Linked DNA regions of Homo sapiens: region 2 is linked to region 1. A link is a loop called in an ENCODE intact Hi-C map of the cell type or tissue named here. Cell type or tissue: dorsolateral prefrontal cortex. All regions are shown on one strand. Links, peaks and the distances in the headings refer to the core of each region. The heading gives the core; the rest is flanking DNA.

Region 1 (8,056 bases), core at 1,764-6,763:
CTGAGGATAATCTGCCCCAGAACACCCTGATGCTTCAGCATTGTTTGCTCAAAAAAGCTTTTCAAGAAAAGGGTTTTCTCCTAAAGAAGATTTCTAATGCCAACGTCTATGGCTTGTTTTGAAGGAGATAGCTTCTACGGTGTTTGCTCATCCTGTTTTACAATATGTATTAATATTTAAACCATATATACACTTTAAATTGCTTCCCTTTTATTTTCCCTAAGGCCTTGATCTTTCAACTAAGGGTCTGTTGACTAAATGAATGACTGATTGTCTCTTATTTAAATCTGCTTGTATGTCCCATAGTAACAATTTATTGCTTATATCATATAAAGCCTGCATGTTTGCTGTATTGCTAGACATTATGCAATTTTTGGTTATCATTACAAAGGAATATTTCCCTCCATTTTCCCATTACATTTCCAACTGGTTATTATTGATATGGTTGATAGGCAAATAAAGCTGAACTGCCACATTTCAGCTGTGGTTTCACAACTGACACAGATTTCAGCAGTGTCACATTTAGCAGAACACAAGGCTGATATTTAAAAGAATTGAAAAACAATTAAAATCTTTCCTGAAGACTCACTAAAGGGTGCAAGGGGAGCATTACATTGCATGGTGCACAGCAAAGCAGGCTAGATGCCTCATCATTGGTCACCCATCCTACCAGCTGTGTATCTCTCTCTCTCTCTCCATTCACCTCTTCCAGATCTATTCTGCTCTTCCTTGGGTAGCACCAAGCTCCTTTAAATGTCACCCCAAACTAGTATTTCTAGGATTATTCCAACTCTGCCTGTCTATCCATTACTGTGATCAGCACCGCCCAAGCTGAGATCCTTGGTCACTTGAGCAACAAAACATTCTCTATTAGTTATTTGTTGCTACATGACAAATTACTGCAACCTTAGCATCTTAAAGCAACATTTATTATCTCACAGTTTCTCTGAGTCAGGAATCTGGGAGCAGCTTAGCTGCATGGTTCTGGTGCAAGATCTCTCATGAGGCTGTGGTCATTTCAAGATTCAATTAGTGGGAGGAGCTGCTTCCAAGCTGCTGGTAAGCCTTAGTTTCTTGCGGCTATGGTTTGAACATTTTGTCCCCTCCACATTCATGTATTGAAGGCTTAATCCCCAATGCAACAGCATTGGGAGGTGGGGCCTAATGGGAGTTGTTTGGGTTACCAGGGCTCTGCCCTCAGGAATGCATTAATGCCACTGTAACAAGGCTTGCAAGGGGCTGGGTGAGTTGGCTGACGTCTGTAATTCCAGCACTTTAGGAGGATCACCTGAGGTCAGGAGTTCGAGACCAGCCTGACCAACATGGAGAAACCCTGTCTCTACTAAAAATACAAAATTACAGGGGCGTGGCGGCGCATGCCTGTAATGCTAGCTACTTGGGAGGCTGAGGCAGGAGAATTGCTTGAACCCGGGAGGCAGAGGTTGCAGTGGGCCAAGATTGCACCATTGTACTCCAGCCTGGGCAACAAGAGCAAAACTCCATCTTGGGGGGTGGTGGGAGAGAAAAAAAAGGCTTGCAGGAGTGGGTTTGCTCTCCTCCTCTTCTGTTACATAAGGATGCATGTTTCTCTCCTCCAGAGGATGTAGCATTCAAGGCACCATCTTGGAAGCAGAGAGATTGGGCCCTAATCTGCCAGCACCTTGATCTTGCACTTTCCAGCTGCCAGAACTGTGAGAAATAAATGTGTGTTCTCTATGCATGACCTAATCTGTGGTATTCTGTTACAGCAGCACAAAATGAACTAAAACACTTGCCATGCGGGGATCTACATAGGCCGAGTGTCTTCATGATATGTTAGCTAGCTTTCCCCAGAAAACACACAGAGAGAAAGTGATGAGAGAGAGACAGAGAGCGAGAGAGAGAGAGAACCCAAGTCAGAAGACTGGGGGAGTGAAATGAAGCCTCACTTCTTGAGAGACATATTAAAGAATTGTGAACATATCTTTAAAACCCTCATGGATTACTTTTTATAGTGAGTTGGGAAAGAGTGTAAATTATTAGGCTTTTTTTTTTAGACTTGGCCTGCATAAAAATGCTATTGATTTCTGTGTTTGCATTTTTTAATTGGCCAGCTTACCAAACTGTTATTAGATCAAAAGTCTTCAGTTAATCCTTTTTGGGTTTCCAGGTAATCACATTTTTCCTTTCCTCCAATATTTATATTGTTTTTTTTCTCTCTCCTTTTCCCAATCACTGGTTAGAATTACCTGAATAACAACAATAAATGATAAAGATAAGTAATGGTGGTGATGATGGACATCCCTGTTTCATTTCTCAGAATGTCTTTAGTATTTCATTGATAAAAATGATGCTGCTGCTCTTGGTTTATTATGTTAAGGAAGCACCTTTTATTGTGCTAATTTACTAAAAATTTTCAACTCGTTCTGGTTTTTGGAAGTTGGTTTTGTTGTAAGGTTTTAAGAACTGCCCATTCTTGGATTTCCTAAAGCTTCAAATGAAGAATTTTAGGCTTTCAGAATCCTAGCATGTGACCAGGCCAGAGCTCATGTCCAAAGGGTTGGACAGGAAGATTCTGACATTTATCTTGAACTTACTACTCCCAAGTTCTTTTCTGTCCCTCCTTTGCAGTCTCCACCAAAGAACTCTTTGTTACATTCCATTTTCTGTCCCCAGAAAGCATATTTTTAAGGGAGGAAGAGAATTATCTGGGCAAAGCTGGGCACAGTGGCTCACACCTGTAATACCAGCACTTTGGGAGGCTGAGGTGGGTGGATCACTTGAGGTCAGGAATTCGAGATCAGCCTGGCCAACATGGTGAAACCTCGTCTCTACTAAAAAAAAATACAAAAGTTAGCCAGGCATGGTGGTGGGCGCCTGTAATTCCAGCTACTCAGAAGGCGGAGGCAGGAGAATCGCTTGAACCCAGGAGACGGAGGGTGCAGTGAGCCAAAATCGTGCCACTGCACTCCAGCCTGGGTGACAGAGCGAGACTCCATCTCAAACAAGCAAACAAGAATTATCTGGGCAAAGGATTGCTCTTACATCGACTGACACAGGAAGATCAGGGTCATCTATGGCTGGGCTCCACCCACCCCTGCCCTTCTCTCGCCCCTGGAGGGAGTCAGGTGATTCTTGTCATCCGTGGAGAGCCTCCAGACCAATGGCTGATTTGTGGTCCTCAGGGTTAATGGTGCGGTACACAGGAGAACCTGTGCAGGTAGCTTTTTCTGCAAATAATTTCTCTAGGAGATTGAATGGTGGGCAACCTGTCAGTATCCTCCCCACTCCATGGACCTTGTTTATAAGTTCCACCCTTGCATTATGGTGATCTCGTATTTTTTGACTCAGGGGAAAACTAGTTTGCTATAACAGTTGGATAAAATAACCCTTGTGACTGGCCCCATTAAAGGATGATGTTTAGCTTTGCTTCTCAAAGTGCCAGTGAGCAACATCAGTGTTCCCTGGGGGCCTGTTAGGAATGCAGACTCTCAGGCCCTATGCAGACCTGCAGAATCAGAAACTGCAGTTTCACAAACCCACAGGTGATTTTCATGCACATTACAGTTTTAGAAGTGCTAAAGCACTTTGGCTGCACATTGAATCATCCGGAGGGCTTTAAAAAACCTACAGTGCTCAGGCCACACCCTAGACTAGTGGGTTTCAACCATGTGGATTTTGCCCTACACTTCCTAATATTTGCCAATGTTTGGAGGTAGTTTTGGTTGTTATAACTGGGTTGCAGGTACTACTGCCATCTAGTGGGTAGAGATCAGGGATGCTAAGCTTCCTTCAGTGTAGAGGACAGCCCTTCAAAAAATTGTTCGGCTCAAAATGTCAATAATATCAAGGTTGAGAAACCCTGCCCAGGATTTCTGAGGGAGGGACCAGGCATCATCAATTTCCCAGTTTTAATTCTCAGACCCCTAGGGGCTGAGTGTGGTGGCTCACACCTGTAATCCCAGCACTTTGGGAGGCCAAGGCAGGAGGATGGTTTGATACCAGCCTGGGTGACATAGTGAGAAGTTGTCTCTACAAAAACTAATTTTTAAAAATTGGCTGAGTGTGGTGGCATGTGCCTGTAGTCTCAGCTACTCAGGAGGCTGAGGCAGGAGAATCACTTGAGACCAGGAGTTCAAGACTGTAGCGAGCGATGATTGAGCCACTGCAATCCAGCCTCAACAATAGAGTAAGACTCTGATCTGTCAAAACAAACAAATAACAAACAACAAAAAACAAAACAAAAAAATTCCCCCCCAACCAACCAACCGAACAAAACAGAATCCCCTGGGGCTGATTATACAGCTCCCCGGACCCTTCTACAGGTGATTCTCAATTAATGGGTCTGGAATGGGGCTGGAATTCACAATTATAACAAGTACCCAGGTGATGCTTATCATCAGGGAAGTTTGGAAACACTAACCCAGGGGCAGGGAACGCATAGAAGCCAGGTGATACGATTTGCATTTGTGTCCCCACCTAAATCTCATGTCTAATTGTCATCCCCAGTGTTGGAGGAGGGGCCTGGTGGGAGGTGATTGGATCATGGGGATGGACAGCCCCCTTGCTATTCTCGCGATAGTGAGTGAGTTCTCATGAGATCTGGTTGTTTAAAGTGTGTAGCACCTACCCCTTTGCTGTCTTCCTCCTGCTCCAGTCATGTAGGACGTGTCTGATTCCCCTTTGCCTTCTGCCATGATTGTGAGTTTCCTGAGGACTTCCCAGCCAGGCTTCCCGTACAGCCTGCAGAACCGTGAGCCAATTAAACCTCTTCTTTATAAGTTACCTGGTCTCAGGTAGTTCTTTATAGCAATGTGAGAATGGACTAATATACCGGGTTATAAGTTAGCTTAGGATATCTATTCCTAAAGATGTGCTGAAGTTGAGTCAGGATGCAGGTATGAGTTGGCACCTAGCGGCACTTTCTCAAAAGCCAGGGTTTGGGAGCCCTGCACACAATGAGTCAGTCCTACTGAACAGCTGCCCTTATCCTGTATACCAGCTCCATCCCAATCTCCACTCTGTGTGTCCCTCAGGCCGAAAGGGAGATGCTGTTATTCTGTCCACTTGAACTAAGGTACCTGCCACAGATTCGCCTTGAAATGGATTCAGAGGCAATGGGTGTGTGACAGAGGAACAAGTAATACAGTGTCTAAGTGCTCATAGCGTTGCCCTCTCCATTGTTTTCTGGGGGGATCCTCAAATCACCTGCGTAGCTCCTGGGCCTTGCTGTGTTGCTTAGGATAAAGAATGGGGAGGATCAAAGAGAAGCTAAAGAATAGTTACTGATTTACCAAGAAAGGGTAGTAGTGAGAGACATAGCGATCAGCAAAATAAAGACTTATTTTTCAGTGTGTGCATCTTTTGAATCTCAGTTTGGAAGTTTCTGGGAATGTAACATTGTAAAATGGCCATGAGGTGGTCTTGTTATACTCACAAGTTAGATGGTTTTGTGAACCAAAACCGGGTCCATTTGGCCTTCTTTTTTTTTTTTGAGACAGAGTCTCACTCTGTTGCCCAGGCTGGAGCACAGTGATGTGATCTTGGCTCACTGCAACCTCTGCCTCCCAGGTTCAAGTGATTCTCCTGTCTCAGCCTCCTGAGTAGCTGGGATTACAGGTGTGTGCCACCATGCTCGGCTAATTTTTGTATTTTTAGTAGAGACAGGGCTTCACCATGTTGGCCAGGCTGGTCTTGAACTCCTGACTTCGTGATCCACCCACCTCGGCCTCCCAAAGTGCTGGGATTACAGGACTGAGCCACTGCGCCCAGCCTGACCTTCTTTCTTTTGGCTCTCTTTCTGCCCTTTGTAATTTTCCTGACCTACATCCTGTTCCCTCTTCCTTTGGCAAGGTATGTGTCATTTCAATTTGCAATTTCAACATGGGATGAGAAATTTTCAAGTAAATCTGGGTTTAGTGAAACAAATTAAAATCCAATTAAGGAAATAAAATAGTGAACGGTGAAGTGTCTATGAGAGTTGTTGAAGGCTGGGGTGGGGATTCGTTTGAGCTCACAAAACAGCTGAAAATTACCCGCAGGGGATGAACTCCACAGTGAAAGCTTAGGCGGCAAAGCTGAAAATAGGGGGTAATTACAGGCAAGAGTCTGTGACCTGCCAGATAGAGATGTGAGGAACAGGTTGCAAGGGAAATGTATTTGATTAAAAAGCAGCTTAACCTCTCCAAGAAGCCTGGATTGAAGAAAAGGAAGAAGAAAATTATAAAACTGGATAAAACTTCACGTGAGGCAAATGAGAGGGTGTGGAAGTAAATATACTTGTTTATATTTCTCGCAGGGACTCTTAGAGGGATTAAAGTGAGTTTGGCAACACTGCTTGAGACCCTGCCCTATTGTAGGTGCTGTGCTAGGGGCCCAGGATACAGACACCAAGGAAGCAGCACAGAGCCTTTCTGTAAGTGCTTGCAGGCTGGTGGGAGAGATGGGCAGGAGCATAGGGAGAGAGACTGTTTTTGCCAGTTCAGGCTGCTGCAGCAAAGCACCATAGACTGGGTGGCTTATAAAAAACAGAAATTTACTTCTTACAGCTCTGGAGGCTGGAAGTCCAAGATCAGGGTGCCAGCATGGTGTAATTCTGATGAGCTTCCTCTTCTAGGTTGCACATGGCTGCCTTCTCATTGTATTTTCACATGGGGTGGGGTAGACATGAGGGAGAGGGAGAGAGGGTCGGGGAGAGGGGGAGAGAGAAAGAAAGCTCTTATGAGGGCACTAATCCTGTTCATGAGGGCTCCACTCTCATGACCTAATCACCTCTTGATACAGTTTAGCTGTGTCCCCACCCAAATCTCATCTTGAATTGTAGCTCCCGTAATCCCCACGTGCCATGGGAGGGACCTGGTGGGAGATAATTGAAATATGGGGGTGGGTCTTTCCCATGCTGTTCTTGTGACAGTGAATAAGTCTCATGAGATCTGCTGGTTTTATAAAGGGGAGTTCCCCTGCACATGTTCTCTGGCCTGCTGCCATGATTGTGAGGCCTCCCCAGCCATGTGGAACTGTGAGTCCATTAAACCTCTTCCTTTATAAATTACCCAGTCTCAGGTATGTCTTTATTAGCAGTGTGAGAACAGACTAATACACCTCCCAAGTCCCCACCTCCTAGTACTTTTACATGGAAAGTTAGAATGTCCACATATGAATTTGTTGTGGTTAGGTACACAAACGTTCAGTTCCTAACAGATGCCCCCACTCCCCTGGTCTCAAAGGTATGAGCCTGGGATGATTGATACTGCTCTCTCTTTGACGACCAGGTGGGTCCTTAATTATCTGTTGGGAGGCATTGCTGCAGGTCTAAGTCGCTGCAGGCTGCTGAGGGTAGAGGGAATGAAATGGAGAAGTAAAGCCTGGACTGAGGTGAGGTGAGTAAGGCACTTGTCTCAGGCCCAAACTTAAAGGGGTGCCCAAGAACTCAGTAATTATATTGTAATGCAGTGGAAAAACAGTTGAAATGCAAATATGAATACAACATATCACAACGAACAAAACATCAACATTTCAAATGAATAAAGGGTCAAGAACAGTGTCATGCCAAGCCATCTTTAAGCCTGAGGCAAAAGGACAATTCAGTAACACTGATCCTATTTTTATTTCAAGTTATGATGTTTTGTTCATCTCGGGATTCTTTGCATTCATTTTGATTTTTAAAAAATGTTGCATTAAAATATTCTTTATCTTGATTGTGAAGTTTTTTGGCACCCCTTTAAAATTGTGCCCAAGGCAAGTCCCAGCCCTGTGAAGAAGAGAGATGGTGTTGTCTCTAGGGTGGCCCCGTGGACCCACTCTGAGCCTTCTGGAATCAGAGAGCTGTCAGTTTGTGGGAAAGGGACTGTTTGCACTAGGATCTCATGGGATTTGGGAAGCAGAGTGGCATCAGGCCTGGTGACAACCTAAGACAGAGCCTTGGGCAAGGGGCATTCTCCTCGTCTCTGAAAGAACCTGGGGTGACTCCGTGCGGTAGGAATTGAAGGGAACACAACATTATGCGGGCCCCAGAGGGTTTGATGGCTGTAGGGTGCCGCCTCCTGGAAGCACGTCCCTTGCACAGTGTGTGCAGTTT
Region 2 (8,056 bases), core at 1,838-6,837, 240 kb before region 1:
TGCCACATTTTCTTAATCCAGTCTATCATTGTTGGACATTTGAGTTGGTTCCAAGTCTTTTCTATTGTGAATAGTGCCGCATCAATAAACATACATGTGCATGTGTCTTTATAGCAGCATGATTTATAATCCTTTGGGTATATACCCAGTAATGGGATGGCTGGGTCAAATGGTATTTCTAGTTCTAGATCCCTGAGGAATCGCCACACTGACTTCCACAATGGTTGAACTAGTTTACAGTCCCACCAACAGTGTAAAAGTGTTCCTATTTCTCCACATCCTCTCCAGCACCTGTTGTTTCCTGACTTTTTAATGATCGCCATTCTAACTGGTGTGTGATGGTATCTTATTGTGGTTTTTATTTGCATTTCTCTGATGGCCAGTGATGATGAGCATTTTTTCATGTGTTTTTTGGCTGCATAAATGTCTTCTTTTGAGAAGTGTCTGTTCATATCCTTCGCCCACTTTTTGATGGGGTTGTTTTTTTCTTGTAAATTTGTTTGAGTTCATTGTAGATTGTGGATATTAGCCCTTTGTCAGATGAGTAGGTTGCGACAATTTTCTCCCATTTTGTAGGTTGCCTGTTTACTCTGATGGTAGTTTCTTTTGCTGTGCAGAAACTCTTTAGTTTAATTAGATCCCATTTGTCAATTTTGGCTTTTGTTGCCATTGCTTTTGGTGTTTTAGACATGAAGTCCTTGCCCATGCCTATGTCCTGAATGGTATTGCCTAGGTTTTCTTCTAGGGTTTTTATGGTTTTAGGTCTAACATGTAAGTCTTTAATCCATCTTGAATTAATTTTTGTATAAGGTGTAAGGAAGGGACCCAGTTTCAGCTTTCTACATATGGCTAGCCAGTTTTCCCAGCACCATTTATTAAATAGGCAATCCTTTCCCCATTTTTTGTTTTTGTCAGGTTTGTCAAAGATCAGATGGTTGTAGATATGCAGCATTATTTCTGAGGCCTCTGTTCTGTTCCATTGGTCTATATCTCTGTTTTGGTACCAGTACCCTGCTGTTTTGGTTACTGTAGCCTTGTAGTATAGTTTGAAGTCAGGTAGCATGATGCCTCCAGCTTTGTTCTTTTGGCTTAGGATTGACTTGGCTATGCGGGCTCTTTTTTGGTTCCATATGAACTTTAAAGTAGTTTTTTCCAATTCTGTGAAGAAAGTCATTGGTAGCTTGATGGGGATGGCATTGAATCTATAAATAACCTTGGGCAGTACTTTGGGTAATTTTCTACCATAAAATGTCACTAGCAGGAAACTTCACCTGGGGAATATATATATTTTTTGGAAAGCACTATTTTGAGAATGTCAAATTGAGAAAAAGCCACTTTAATAATATTTCCACTTTCTTCGTGCCTTATGTTTAGATTAGCTTTTGCTGATTTAATAATTCAGTTTACTCCACTAGATTTAATTGATTTCTTTTTAAAAGGTGTTTCTTTCCCTGTAGCTGTAAGCTGTAAATAAGGGTGTTAACCACAAAGATAACCAAAACTTATATGCGCTGTCCAGGTTCTTTTCTGTACCCAACATACTTGGCTATAAAACAGGAACAAACAAAACCTAATTGCATCATTGCTAGAAGATATAGGTGACAAGGTGGATCTTTAGGGAGAACTAAAGAGCTTTCAGTAGAAAACTTGTGATGTAAATCACAGCCCTCTTGCCTTGCTCCTTGTGTTGGTAGTGAATGCTACATAGAACCCTGTGTTTATGTTTGTATGCTTTAGGGAATTCCTGCTTTCAAAACGGACTAAAATCTGGAGTGAAGAAAAGGAGGAATGTAAATTGGTTTTGAGGAAATAGTTGTGAAAGGAGAATATACCAGACAATAATGTGGTTTACAGTTCTACTTACTTTGAAAGGAAAACAGGTTATACCAGGATAATTTCATCAGTCTCATTTCAGATCAGATTTGGAGTGGTTCTGTTTCAGTTTGTATTTTATAAAAGGATGCAGATTCTTATTGCACTTAGAATTTTCTTCCAAATCCTTTGGTATTTTTATAAGTGAAATTTTTTTTTCTCTAAGACCCAAAGGCCATTAGATTTTCCACCAGAGCATTGCTCTTTAGAATGACACTGTTTCTAGCTATACCAGTGACTGGAATTGACTGATGACATTTTTATTGTTTATGTCTGATCAGGTATTTCATAGACCCCCCATGTGAAACTTTGGAGTAAGCCTACTCATGTTACCTAAAATCTGAGGCGTTCAGATCCTCCAGAATGTCAGATTGAGGAGTCTGAACCTAACTGCCTGGTGTGAATGATTGTGATTACATATTTTTCCCACTAAAATCTTCCTAAGTGCCCTTCTGTGATCTAATTGAAAACACTGTGGGTAATTACAAAGTTGTTCAGATGACTTATTTTTTACTTTTCCAGGTTGCACCATTACTCAGACTTCTAAAGAGACTATTTGAAGTAAGAAAACCCTTTTCTTACAAATTCTGCAGGTTTTAAGATACACCCATTGCTGTCAGTTGGTGGAAGCAGCACATTAGCTGAGCTTTGTTTCTCTACCCCTAAGTTACTGCATCTTTATTTAGAGGGGTGGGTTGGAAGTAGATCAGGAACTGTCTAGCTGAAGTTGGACCCTCCTTTCTTATCCCAAATCACAGCAATCTGGCTCGGTTCTTCTGAGGTCTGATCTCTAATGTTGCATTCAATAATTCTCATCAAAATTGTAATTACTGAACATGTTTAATCCACAAAAGACTTAATAACACAGAGAGATGGGTCTTCAGATATAGCTATAGCTTGTATGAGCTTGAATCCTCTTATTATATATATGTTTCTTGAGAGATTAGCAGCTTGCTCTGTTTCACAGAGCTAGATAATGGGGCTGGCCATTAGTTCTGCTGCCCAATATTTAAAACCATAGAACATCCTTCCCTTCTCATGGTGTCCTTTCAGGCCTGAGATGTGGTGGTTCTGAGATTGAGCTTTGCAATTGGCCTCTTCATCACAGTTGACTGTTTGGTCTCCTCAGAGATTAATGAATGTTGAGGGACTTTGAGAATGCAGATAGATTTAATTAGGACAAAGGATTTTTAAAGGTACAGGCATTTTGGGCAAAGCTTTAGCAAGGAGGGGAAAGCAGTTTAGCTCTCCTGTCTCAAAAGATTACATTGCCAGTACGTGTCTGTTGATGACCAGCAGCTATAAATCAGGTATGTAATTTCTTTTGTTCTTTCCTCAGGTCCAGTTGAGTCACAAGAGAAGCCTGTCTTGATATATCATCTCAGAAACTTTCCTGAATATGTGATAATATATGGAAAATGATTTATAGATCCAGCTGTGCTTAAGAGCCAGTAATGTCTTAATAAACATGTGGCAGCTTTTGTTTGAAAATAAGTGTATCTGGTTCTTCCCTCCACCCCCAACACACACACACACAAACTTGGATGCATTTAAGACTAAACATGAGAAATTGGAAACACCTGTCTGTAGCCAAAAATAATATAAGCAGATTTTCTCATACTTCTCATACAGCTAACCCTGATGCATAGATCTCTTCCTGAATAGATCCCCCTTCCTGAATCGATCCTCCATGCTTTAGGGGATCAGCTAACAGGTAGTCTCTTGAGCTATGGAGGTCAGTCGGCTTGATATGAGAGCAGTGAAATCTCACGTAGTGAAGTTTGAACTTCCAAGTCTTCCAGGAAAGATGATTTTGGAAATGAAAAGGCTTTTCTGGCCTTATTACTTCAAATCTTTGTCATTGTCATTTGAAGAGGAGCCATAGTAAACCTGGTAGCCTTGTCCTACAGATTATTAGCCACTGCCCTTCCTGGAAATGTTCATTATGCCAACTTAAATGTTTAATTTGTATTTCAAGGTTGGCAGCTGGCTCCATAGTTCTCTTATCATAATATAACCTTGCTTGAGACCAGTCCTTACATTTCTTAGGAAGAACTGACACCATATCGTGCATTTAGGAAGTATTAAAGGGGTTGGGCGGGTGTTACGAGAAGTATCAAGTTAGGTCTAATAGCTTTTAGCCCCACCCTCTACTAAAACATGGAAGAGAGAAGTCGGCGGAGGAGGGAGTTTTTTCAGCAACAGAAAGTAGCTTTGCCCGGTGAAGTAATAGGTTCCAGGTCAGTGGAGAGTCCCTTCGTGTCTTCAAGGCTCTCCTGGGTCAGCTGGAGAGGACGTAGGACATAGAGCAGTCCAATAGGTATGGGTTGTGTTAACTTATCCCAGTGTCTTTCTAAAAGAACATTTTCTGTTGAGATGGACTGTTGCAATCTAATTGTGGAGACCCTTCCCCTACTTCCTCCTTTTTCAGCAACTTTTTCCATAGTAAATACTATTAATGCTAAAACCTTGAATTCCTGAAACCAGTGGGATTGTTAGTGCTATTTCTCTCTCCCATTGCTAGAGGGCAGCATTGGATCACATGAATAGTTGAAGGCAAGGCTTTTGGAGCTTTTTGCTGTCACCTTGTCCTTAGCTTCAGCAAAATTGTTTCAGAAATGGACACCAAGCCTTATATGTGCTTATTTTGCGTATGGTTTTCAGTTCCCAGAAGTGTGACAGTTTATAGGAACTTATCCTACAGAAAATGATGGAAGCAGAGTCTAAATTTTAACTGTTCTTTGTTAAACTCTCTAGATCATTTTTATACACTACTAGGAGCAGAATAAAGAATCCAGTTCTAATCTCCAAGATAGACAGATGTGCTATTTGTTCTACAGAGGTGCTACTAATCCTGTGTCTTGTATTGTAATGTTTAATATTTTTTCCCCCTCAATGAGAGTTAGGGATTCGAGTCAGACTTTCATTGCGTCTCCTTGTAACCAGTGCCAAGCTAATTCTTCAAGGAAATGAGATCCATAGCCATGAAATTCTTTACAGATGCTCTTTTGGCAGTTGCTGTGACAGCATGAAAGTGGCTCATGTCTCTCTGTTTTGGGGGGAACCATCTTGAGCTGTGAGGTGATATTTTGCCATCCAGAGCCACACAGGATGTACTTGGGTATACTTTGATAAATCGACAAGTTGAAATCTTTGATGTATCCCATTCATCTCTCCCCCACATCCTCACTAATAGTTAGTGAACCGAAGAATGATTAGTCTTACGAAGACGTTTCCTCTGTTTAAACAAAGTCCAGGTGAAAAGTCATTTGCCTTACCGATGGACGTTAAGTGTGTGCGTATGTGTGTGTTTCTGGTACGGATATGTAACCTGTTATAAGCTGACCAGCTGAAGGGTTTGTAGGCATATCTGCACCTCCAGTTTGAGGATGGGATGGAGGCAAGCAAATGCCCATGAAGTCAGGTGCTGGCTCACAGCTTCGAAGAGTTCTTAAGCTACTTGGGATGATACTTAAATGCATCTGCAAAGTCATTACACAAGAAACAAAGCATTTTCCATTCTTTTAAACTGGAGGAAATGGAGGCTGGCGGAGAAGGTAGGCTGTGGGGATGTGGATAGCCTTTCCGACCCCCTGGTGCTGTAATTGTGCTGACATCAGTAATACATACATAGAATCTCATATAATTCTCGTTCCTCTGTGAGGAAAATAACATTGTCATTTTACAGGAAAGTAAATTGAAGTTTCAAGAGATTGAGCATCTTGGTCCCAAAGCCATCATTTTGACATAGATCAGTGGTCCACAAAGCAGGGTTTGCATACTCTTAAGGGTATGAGATACAGCCCTTTAGATTGTGGGAAGGAAATACTAGAACTTCTATGCTGTGTAAAAAGTATTTTTGTCCCAGTTACTCGGGAGGCTGAGGCAGGAGAATCACTTGAACCCGGGAGGCGGAGGTTACAGTGAGCCAAGTTCATGCCACTGCACTCCAGCCTGGCAACACAGTGACACTCCGTCTCAAAAAAAAAAGTATTCTTGTTACATAATGTATTCATACTGTAGATCATAGAGATAACTTAGAAACAGATAGGGTTTTTTGTTTTGTTTTTGTTTTTGAGACGGAGTTTTGCTCTTGTTACCCAGGCTGGAGTGCAATGTTGTGATCTCGGCTCACTGCAACCTCTGCCTCCTGATTCAAGAGATTCTCCTGCCCCAGCCTCCAGAGTAGCTGGGATTACAGGCATCCACCACCACGCCCGGCTAAATTTTTGTATTTTTAGTAGAGACGGGGTTTTGCCATGTTGGCCAGGCTGGTCTCGAACTCCTGACCTCAGGTGATCCACCTGCCTCAGCCTCCCAAAGTGCTGGGATTACAGGCGTGAGCCACTGCACCCGGCCATAAACAGATATGTTTACATTGGTACATTCAATGTACATTTCTTTTTTTTCTTTTGAGACAGGGTCTTGCTCTGTCACCCAGGCTGGAGTACAGTGGCATGATCATGGCTCACTGCAGCCTCAATCTCCCAGGTTCAAGTGATCCTCCCACCTCAGCCTCCCGAGTAGCTGGTACTACAGAGGCACCCCACCACGCCCATCTAATTTTTATATTTTTAGTAGAGATAGGGTTTCTCCATACTGCCCAGGCTGGTCTTGGAACTCCTGGGCTCAAGCAGTTGCCTGCCTCAACTTCCCAAAGTGATGGGATTATAGACGTGAGCCACCGTTCTCACCTCAATGTACATTTCTTATTAAAGGACCACTGGCCTGGGTGCCTGGCTGCCATGCCAAACTTGACACATTTCCACACCCTGTCCTCCACTGTTCCCAAACACTTTTTATGTTCCCTATAATGTTAAAGCTTCTCCATTAACTGTCACATAAGCTAGGTAGTTTAGACTGACTTTAAACTTGAGTTTTTTCTCTAGCCCAATCCCTGCTACAAAGACTGGTTCAAAGCATTATGTTTCCAATTTTTCTCTGTAATGAGTAAGACCTAGTATTTAATGGCACAACAAAGTGACAAAGTGACTATAGTCAGTAATAACTTAATTGTACATTCTAAAATAACAGTGTAATTGGATTGTTTGTAACAAAGGATAAAAACTTGAGGGGATTGATAGCCCACTTGCCATGTTTTATTTTTATTTTTTTTGACAGAGTCTTGCTCTGTCGCCCAGGCTGGAGTGCAGTGGCACAATCTTGGCTCACTGCAACCTCCGCCTCCCAGGTTCAAGTGATCCTCCTGCTTCAGCCTCCCGAGTAGCTGGGATTACAGGCGCCCCCCACCACATGTATTTTTAGTAGAGATGGGGTTTTACCATATGGGTCAGGCTGGTCTGGAACTCCTGACCTCAGGTGATCCACCCACCTCGGCCTCCCAAAGTGCTGGGATTACAGGCGTGAGCCACCGTGCCCAGCCCCATGATGCAATTCTTACACATTGCACGCCTGTATCAAAATTCTATAAACTTAAAAAATCTGACTTGATTACAGACAGAACAAAAAGTTGGCGACAGAGTCAAATTCCATAAAATATTTGAGGGAATTATTCTGAGCCAAATATGAGTGACCAAGGCCCGATGCAGACTCTCAAGAGATCCTGAGAACATGTGCCCAAGGTGGTTGGGTTATAGCTTGATTTTAGATATTTTAGGGGGACAGAGGCATGTAAGGAAAATACATTTTGGGGCCCCCAAATCACTAAGCTAAAGGGAAAAGTCAAGCCAGGAACTGGTTAGAACAAACCTGCCTCCCATTCTATTCAAAGTCATCCCTGTGCTCACTGAGATAAATGCACATCTGATTGCCTCCTTTGGAGAGGTTAATCAGAAACTCAAAAGAATGCTACTGTTTTTCTCTCACCTACCTGTGACCTGGAAGCCCCCTCCCTGCTTCAAGTTGTCCTGCCTTTCTGGACAGAACCAATGTACCTCTTAACATATATTGATTGATGTCTCATGTCTCCCTAAAATGTATAAAACCAAGCTGTGCCCTGACCATCTTGGGCACACATGTTGTCGGGACTCCCTGAGGCTGTGTCACAGGTGCAAGTCCTCAACTTTAGCAAAATAAACTTTCTAAATTAACTGAGACCTGTCTCAGATATTCAGGGTTCACATTTTGGTAACCACAAAGGAACTCTGAGTGGAGGTGCCTCCCGGCCTTTGACAAATCTCCTATTGGTGCTTGGTACCATCTTGAGCTGTCTTGATGGCTCAAA

The links. Hi-C counts contacts between places; a loop is a spot of excess contacts. Peaks named below come from ENCODE experiments on the same cell type or tissue, not always from the same donor. Only the 100,000 strongest peaks of a DNase experiment are listed, where the experiment ranks them.
Region 2: it touches region 1 in a loop (4-fold over the local background); 47 of 110 quality-filtered maps call a loop at or near these places.

What each region holds. Positions count from the first base shown.
Region 1 is chr17:51,532,293-51,540,348 of GRCh38, forward strand. No RefSeq gene overlaps it. Among named protein-coding and RNA genes, the nearest start is that of LINC02073, 100 kb to the left of the region's middle. In dorsolateral prefrontal cortex, for the core only: CTCF peaks have their summits at 3,737 (motif pointing left) and 3,936; no DNase peak of the experiment used is centred there.
Region 2 is chr17:51,294,571-51,302,626 of GRCh38, forward strand. UTP18 (UTP18 small subunit processome component) reads left to right here. Exons shown (of 14, transcript NM_016001.3): 13 at 2,395-2,433; 14 at 3,212-3,363. The coding sequence ends at 2,419. Among named protein-coding and RNA genes, the nearest start is that of LINC02071, 37 kb to the right of the region's middle. In dorsolateral prefrontal cortex, for the core only: CTCF peaks have their summits at 4,413 and 4,618; no DNase peak of the experiment used is centred there; H3K27ac peaks cover 868 bases.